2 separate regions of the Homo sapiens genome follow, and region 2 is linked to region 1. A link is an interaction called in ENCODE POLR2A ChIA-PET data of the cell type or tissue named here. Cell type or tissue: GM12878. All regions are shown on one strand. Links, peaks and the distances in the headings refer to the core of each region. The heading gives the core; the rest is flanking DNA. Region 1 has its middle 7.3 kb from the start of CD226. Region 2 overlaps CD226 (CD226 molecule).

Region 1 (4,399 bases), core at 178-4,177:
GGAGACAAAGAAAAAAAAAAGAGTATCTAGAAAGTAAGACCGAAACATACTTAGATATGGGCAGAGATAAGGAAGCCTCTTGACTTAAAAAGAGGGCTGAATCTAATGTGCTTTGATTGGCAGGAAAAAACACGAGGAAGAAAAGGCAAAGAAACAAACTGATTTCGGCGGGGAGTGTAGTTTCTATTTAGAGCTAGAACAAAGGAGAAGTGCGTCCTTTCAAATTATAGATTCTTTGGGGGAAAAGAGGGACAGAACTTTATCTGAGTTTGGAATGAGTCTGAGTAGCTGCAATAGTAAAGTTGCTTCCAGAAGCAGGTAAACTTGACTTCAAAAAACCCCGCTTCATGAAATATTAGTGATTCACTTCAGTTGCTATCTGAGGAAGTTCTGGTAGAGAGAAGAGCTCAAGAGCATGGGCAGAGTCAGCTCCTGAGTGGGCTGAACGCTCCCCTCAGCTCCTGCAGTGCTAATTAAGGGAGGGAGCAGCGGGGAGCTTGCAGTGACCAAGAGGGTGTTGAGGCTAGGAGGCCACGATAAACAGGATACGATAAAAGTCCTTAACCAAGACGCAGATGGGAAGAAGCGTTAGAGCGAGCAGCACTCACATCTCAAGGTTAGTAACCTTCTCAGAAAAAAGACTGGATGTGTCTGAGCTCAACTTTTTAAATGAATCGTGTGCGAAAGGGTGGGGGCTGCCAGTGAAACCATGGCAAGTTGATGCAGCAGGACAAGAGAGTTGCCGGAAAAAGCTGGAGTAAGTTAAGTGCTCGGTGTTCTGTGAACTGTTAGTTTAATGAGGGGTGCAGTTTGTAGTAAAAGGGTGCCAGTTAAGTACTTTTTCTCAGTCTGTCTCTAGAATTGTATTTATAATAGATCTGATCGTAAAGTTCTTGAGAATAAGAAAACTGAGCTAATTTTACCGGCATCTGGTCTGTCAAGCTTAAATCTTCCTTCTCTCCAGCAAGACTGAACAAGGATGAACTTAAATAATAAATGTCCATGATCCAAAGATTTATTATCCTACTCAAGGGTTGGGAAACTTTTTCTGTAAAGGGCCAGATAGTTAATATTTACAGCTTTGTGGGCCGTGTGGTGTCTGTCAGTTGTGACCTAACACCTCTTGGTTCCAGCATTGCAGCACAAAAACAGCGGTGGATGGTATGTAACCAAGTGAGCATGGCTGTCTCCAACCAAACTGTTTATGGAAATCAGTGGGCTGCGCCCAGCCCTCAGGCCATAGTTTCAGAACCCTGTCTTAGAGGATCCCTGCTGAACCCCAACTGGAGTCTTTGCGTTGACTGGAAGTGGGGTTCTACTGGTCACTCAGCAGTAGCCTCACTCCTGGGGACATGTGTATGACTTGCCAAGGTTCTAAGGGTATCGTGGTCTAGAGGAGACCATGTGGCCCACATTGGAAAGGTTCTCTTAATGAGATTATTTGAGGAAGGGAGCAGAAACCCAGACTATTGTGTTCCTGAGGAAATTTTTTTTTTTTTTTTTTTTTTGAGATGGAGTCTCGCTCCTTTGCCCAGGCTGGAGTGCAGTGGTGCGATGTCGGCTCACTGCAAGCTCTGCCTCCTGGGTTCACGCCATTCTCCTGCCTCAGCCTCCTGAGTAGCTGGGACTACAGGTGCCCGCTACCACACCCGGCTAATTTTTTGTATTTTTAGCAGAGACGTGGTTTCACCGTGTTAGCCACGATGGTCTCGATCTCCTGACCTCATGATCCGCCCGCCTCGGCCTTCACTTTGGGATTACAGGCGTGAGCCACCGCACCCGGCCTCCTGTGGAAATCTTACTGGAAGTATGAGCCTCTTAACAGCTGGGGCATCCCAGCAGAAGGCAGGCAAACCCTCGCATCTGAGAAGGAGTGGAGGGAGCAAACGACCTCTCACACTATAATCTTCCCAGCCCCAGTCACTTGTTCTGAGTTTAGCTAGATTTTCTGTTCACAGTCCTCTGCTTTCCAGCATGTGAATAGTTTTCCAAGCAAGTGTCGAAAGGTATCAGAGCAGATTCTCCATCACACACATCAGGTGTTTTTGCATAAACTGGGGAAGGTGGGGTCATTGAGTAGACACTAGGAGACTCCTCCCAATGCTCAGAAACCATAGAGACATCTGGGGAAGCAGGACATATTGTAGGTAGCAGAAACAATGAAACTGAGGTGACAGGGAAGGTTCTACCTGGGTGGACAGCCTACAGGAAGAAGAACAGTGTGGCTGAAGAGTGTTCCCCGTCCCCACCCACCCAGGCCACCTAGGAGTCTGCATTCAGAGGCAAGCTTGTGAGATGAATTCATGCTCATGTGGTTAGCTGAGACATTTTTAATAGTAGAGAAATCCAGTAATATTTTGATTAATGACTTCCTTGAGGACAAAGCTCTTTTATACAGACAGCTCTATTAGAAAAAAAACCTCAAGCCAAAATCCCTTCATAAATCATGCAAAAAATGGCTGCTGACACAACAAAAATAGCTCAAGCGCTGTCTCTATTTGTCTTTGGTTAGATGTTGATAAATAGGGCTCATCTCTAGCAAAGTCGTAACAGCTGGACTTTGTCTTCAGCTGCAAGTCTTTCTGCCCCTTTCATTCGAATCTGTGACCTCTAGGACCCTCAATTCCAGGGTGCAAATACACAAGTTCTCTTCATCTCTTGACTAGTTGGCTCTGGATGCCTTGGGAATAAGGAGTTCCTACAAGTTATTACCAGTTAGTACCCCTTTTCCAGTCCTCCTCCCATGAACCTCATTTCTTTATCCTGGGTGAGGAAGTTCACTTTGGGCCTGATCATAGAAACCACCGAGAGTGGATGATGCTAGGTTTCATCTCATTTCCTTTAGGATTTGAGGCAGCACGGTGTTGCAGATGCCTGCTTGGCCCTCAGCCCTTCTACCTCTCTACCTGCACCTCTACCCCACTTTACCCAACCCTGACCCCTCCCTCAGAAAATAGATATGTTTTGGCATTTGTTTAATAAGCACATAATGATTTTTAAAAATATCTTAAATCATTTATCTGACAACCTCGACTATCATGATCTTTTGCATTATTGATTTCCAGCTGTTATCACAAAGTTGTGACAGAGTGTGTCTGTGGACTCTATGCTTAGACTGTACTATGCTAATGTACTGTATTCTTAGAATGTACTTGGCATCTTTGGACCGGGGTGGTTGGGGGATCAAATGAAATCAATTAATACGTGGCCAACAGCAAGATGGGGTGGCCTCATTCATTGGTAAGACCTGGGGTGAATGTGGACTCATACTATTCACTAGTAACAATTTTTAAAAATTGAGGTGAAATTCACATAACATTGTTCACCTAAGATTTAGTCAACATAAGATTAAACTTTTTTTTTTTTTTTTTGAAACGGAGTCTTGCTCTGTTGACCTGGCTGGAGTGCAGTGGCACAATCTCAGCTCACTGCAACCTCCACCTCCTGGGTTCAAGCGATTCTCCTGTCTCAGCCTCCCAAGTAGCTGGGATTACAGTTGCGCACCACCACGCACAGCTAATTTTTGTATTTTTAGTAGAGTCGGGGTTTCACCATGTTGGCCAGGCTGGTTTTGAATTCCTGACCTCAAGCAATCCACCTGCCTTGGCCTCCCAAAGTACTGGGATTACAGGTGTGAGCCACCACACCAGGTCAAGATTAAATATTTTAAAATATACAGTTCAGTGGTATTTAGTACATCCACAGTGTTCTGTGATGACCGCTTTTATCAGATTCCAAAACATTTTCATCATTTTAAAGAAAACCCCATACCTTAAACAGTCACTCCCTATTCCCTCCTTCCAACAGTCAATCAATTGGCAAATCACCAATCTGCTTTCCATCTCCATGGATTTAACTATCTGGATATTTCATATAAATGGATTCTTACAAAATGTGGCCTTTTGTTTCTGCATTCTTTGACTTAGCATAATGTTATCAAGGCTTATTCATGTTGTAGCATGCATTAGCCCTTCATTCCTTTTTATGGCTGAGTAATATTCCATTGTATGGATTTGATCACAATTTGTTCATTCATTCATTCACCTGTTGGCAGACGCTTGGATCGTTACCACCTTCTGGCTTTTGTGAATAATGCTGCTGTAAACATTGGTCTACAAATATTGGTTTGAGTATATTCTTTTGAGTATATACCTAGGAATAAAACTTCTGGGTCATACAGTAATCCTGTTGAACGTTTTGAAGAATCTCTAAACTGTTCTTCACAGCAGCTGCATCATTTTACATTTCTTTACAACGCTTGTGCAACAGTACACAAGGGTTCGAATTTCTCCACATTTTCCCTAACATATTAATTTTTCTCTTTTTGATTATGTCCATCCTAGTAGATATAAAGTGAGTTCTCATTGTGGTTCTTATTTGTGTTTCCTTATTGACTGAT
Region 2 (4,399 bases), core at 280-4,279, 88 kb after region 1:
TGGTCAACGTAAATCCAATTGTGATATGTTTACTCTCTTTATTTTTTTATTTTCATTTTTATTTTCTTAACATTTATTTTAAGTTCAGGGATACATGTGCAGGATGTGCAGGTTTGTTACATAGGCAAACATGTGTCATGGGGTTTGTTGTATAGCATATTGCATCACCCAGGTATTAAGCCTTATACCCAATAGTTATTTTTCCTGATCCTCTCCCTTCTCCCACCCTCTGCCCTCCAGTAGGCTCCAGTGTGTGTTGTTCCCGTCTATGTGTCCATGTGTTCTCATCATTTAGCTCCCACTTATAGGTGAGAACATGTGGTATTTGGTTTTCTGTTCCTGCATGAGTTTGCTAAGGATAATGGCCTCCAGCTCTATCCGTGTCCCTGCAAAGGACATGATCTCATTTCTTTCTGTGGCTGTATAGTGTTCTATGGTATATGTGTACCACATTTTCTTTATCCAGTCTATCATTGACGGGTATTGAGGTTGATTCCATGTCTTTGCTATCATGAATAGTGCTGCAATGAACACATGCTTGCATGTGTCTTATAGTAGAATGATTTATATTCCTTTGGGCATATACCCAGTAATGGCGCTGCTGGGTCAAATGGTATTTCTGTCTGTAAGTTTTTGAGGAATCACCACACTGTCTTCCACAATGCCTGAACTAATTTACATTCCCACCAACAGCGTAAAAGTGTTCTTTTTCCTCCACAACCTTGCCAGCATCTAATATTTTTTGACTTTTTAATAATACAGATGAGAGGACTGAACTTTAAAGACATAAATAACTCAGCTAGTAAATTGCAGAGTGCAAGTTAAACATAGATCATTTGACTCTAAGTTCCATGTTCTCTTTTGTTTCATCACATTGTATGCTCCAGGCTTATTTAAATGTGTATGTGTGTGTCTGTGTGTGTGTGTGTGTGTGTGCGTGCACGCGCACGTGTGCGCATGTGCATGTGCGTGCATTTGGGCCTGGTTGGGAACGTTAACTGCACGTTGTGAGATAGCAAGCCTTGTGAACCACAATTTAATAAAAGGTCAAAGATCATAGATCTTTTCCTTATCTTTAAAATGAGGATAATAATAGCATCTATATCATAGATTTATTTTGAGGAGTAAATGATCTAATTTATATAAAACACCTAGCCATATGCCTTGTGTATAGTAAATTTACACATAGAATAAACAAATAAATGAATAATTGGTCAAAATAATAATAAATAAGAAAATAAATGCACATAGAATAAGGTAAGATTATATTGACATGATAGGAGGATTTCAAAGCAACTAGAAGAGACAATTGGAGTCAATATCCATTTCCTGCATAACCTTTCCCTGGAGAAAGACCATCTTATTTTCAAGATATTCACAAAGGAATTACAACCTCACCTTAAAGAGAACTCCCAAAACATTACATTTCTGTATCTTCTGTATCTAACAGAGGAGTCTGTTGTTCAATAAGAATCTTTTCCTTAGGGAGATAAAAAGAGTCACCATCTCCCTATAATAACTATTTTATATAGTTGGATACAGTTATATCAGCTCTTGCATTCAGTTACAGTAGCCTCTTTTCTTCTTCTCTGGTATTTTCTCTTCTATGATTCCCCTGGTTAGGTTTTTATGGGTTTCATTGGAACTGTGGAGCGTTTATTGAATACTGTGGTTGCAGATGGTCCTTTCAGTCACGGCGAAGTGATTCCAGAAGTTGGAGAGCTTAATAGTCAAGAGGGAGGGCGATGGATTTAAATTCCAGCACTACACCAACCGATCATGTGATTTGGGACAAGTTACTCTTCCTCTTCACACCTTAGTTTCTAAACCTGTTTATATGAAATCTTAATAAAATAATCTACATAAGTGATTTAATAAAATAATCCATACGAGTGATTTAGAATAACACCCAAAAGATTTTATAAAGCTTCATTATATTGTCATCCAAGAAGTTACACTGCTGGCATTTAAAATAAATTTTAATTGTGGAAAATGTCTTAAATGTGAGGTTATTTGGAGAAAGCTATAAGTCATTTATGTAATAAGTCACTATAAATCATTCTTTAGTAAAATCACTGAGATTAATTACTAATGCACAGTGGTTAGATATCCATTTAGTTGCCCTCACCATCTGGGAGCAATTTGGAGAAGACAGGGAAAATGAAAAAAACTGTAGGGTAACAGAATTTTGGATAAATGTGCATAAAGCTACTTCAACATATTAGAAGGTGCATGTGGGCTAGGGGTACAGTGAGGTATAGAGTCTTCGAAATAATATTAGTACTGGAATATCATATCTTTATATCCTTTATTGAATATGCATTCCAGAAGGAGAAGGAGAGAGAGAAGAGATCTATTTACAGAGTCCTGGGATACACAGAAGGTAAGTTTATACGGAACTGTCATTTTTTTCTTTTGTAATTTACAGATGCAAAGTCAGTCTCTTTTGCAGTTAGCAATCTTATATTTTATTGTCCTTTCAGTAACCTGACCATGCAGTTGCCTGTAATTTAAATATCAGCTATTTGGAGAAAGTTATTTTCTGAACTATTCTATTTTTAATACCCTTTGAAACTAAGTTTTTTATATGAATATAAATAAAGGAGCAATTACCCTGGCGTAATAACAATCAACACTATGCCTTCCCTAAATCTTTGTTCCTTTTCTAGGGCTGCTGTGACAAATTACCAAAACGGGGTGGCTTAAAACAACAGAAATCTATTCTTCCATAATTCTGGAGGGTTGAAGTACAAGAAACAGTGTCAGAAGTACTGGTTTCTTCGTGGGATGAGAATCCATCCCATGCTTCTATCCAGCTTCTAGTGGAGCTGTCGATCCTTGGCTGGTAGACACATCGCTCCAATCTCTGCCCCTCTCATCACTGTTCTCAGCTGTGTGTGTGTGTCTGCCTTCCTTCTTTTCTTATGGAGACCCCAGTTATCTTGGACTTAAAGGCCCACCCCTCTCCAGCACAGCGTTGTTTGAGCTTAGCTAATTACAAGGATCCTATTTTCAAATGAGGTCACATTATGAGGTTCTGAGGAGGACATGAATTTGCAGGGGACAGTATCCAACCCAGGAGAGGACATAATATTTTTATGTCATAAGGTTATTGTGATGGTTAAATTGCATAAAAGAACCAGAAGCGTAGCAAGCACATAGAAGAACGTAATGATATTCATTATTATTATTATCTTTGGAGGTAAGTTATTAGTGTATACTTATACAACCAAAGAACTTTTTTATTTCCTTATGGGCTGCAGGAGTTTGATGAGCTGTAAAAGTTTCTTCCTTATTCTGCCTTGCTGCTGCCCCTTAGTGTTTAACTAAAAGACTAGAAACTTCCTTCTGGGTTTGCAGATAAGAGGGATATGTATTTTCATGCTCGTTATCCCCACTATACTTCAAATCTCTTCCTTTAATGCATAGCATCCTGTTTATGAAATTTCACAAAAAAAGTTGCTATGGATTGAACATTTATGTCTTCCCAACATTCATATGTTGAAATCCTAATGCCTAATGCGATGATATTAGGAGGTGGAGACTTTGGGATGTAATTAGATCATGAGGGTGGCGTCTTCGTGAATGGGATCAGTGCCTTTTTAAGGACAGAAGAGCTTGCTTCCTCTTTCTGCTCTTTGCAATGTGAGGATACTGAGAAGACAGTTGTCTGCAAACCAAGAAACAGGCCCGCAGGCCCTCACTGGACTCTTTTTTTTTTCTCAAGTTAGGAAAATATTTTCTTAATCTTGGACTTCCCAGCCTCCAGAACTGTGAGGAATAAGTGTTTGTGGTTTAAGCAACCCAGTCTACAGTATTTTGTTACAGCAGCCCAAACTAAGACAAAAAATTCCCCAATTCCTAGCCAAAAGTATATAAATTTCTTTTCATTTTAACTATTCGCAGTGGAATTCTACATGGCCACAAGCCAAGTACTAAAAAGGTTCTGACAATCCAACATGTGTTCATCAGATGCCTTCATAATTTATCAGTTTAACTTTTTATTTATTAAGTAGTTACTTTTGCAAAAAATATTTTTTTTGTTTGTTGGCAAAAAACATGGATTGCTTCTTGATGCCAACTGTAGAATCAAGAAACCTTGCTTTATTTCATCAGCCACTTCAGCAAGAAATAAATTGGTGCTCTGTCATACACAATTTTGGGATTCCCTTCTTCATCCTTAGCCTTTGTCTACTCATGCCAGTCTAGTCACATTTATTGTTGTGAATTTGGGGAATGAAAGGGAGCTTTGCAACGGTCTATATTAGGTATCCAACTTTTTCAGGTTTTTGTAGAATAATATTTTGAAGGATTATTAAAGAGTTAATAGGTTGGACTGTCAAAAAAAGACATTAGAACTACTTCATTCTCTTTTTTAAAAGATAACCTCTATAAGTAA

What was found. Peaks named below come from ENCODE experiments on the same cell type or tissue, not always from the same donor. Only the 100,000 strongest peaks of a DNase experiment are listed, where the experiment ranks them.
Region 2: POLR2A ChIA-PET joins it to region 1 with 5 read pairs; 6 of 35 experiments call an interaction of 5 or more read pairs at or near these places.

The regions. Positions count from the first base shown.
Region 1 is chr18:69,952,972-69,957,370 of GRCh38, reverse strand. It overlaps a transcript of CD226 not described here. Among named protein-coding and RNA genes, the nearest start is that of CD226, 7.3 kb to the right of the region's middle. In GM12878, for the core only: no CTCF peak of the experiment used is centred there; no DNase peak of the experiment used is centred there; H3K27ac peaks cover 2,235 bases.
Region 2 is chr18:69,865,341-69,869,739 of GRCh38, reverse strand. It overlaps CD226 (CD226 molecule), which reads left to right. Exons shown (of 6, transcript NM_001303618.2): 5 at 2,329-2,383. Among named protein-coding and RNA genes, the nearest start is that of CD226, 80 kb to the left of the region's middle. In GM12878, for the core only: no CTCF peak of the experiment used is centred there; no DNase peak of the experiment used is centred there; H3K27ac peaks cover 154 bases.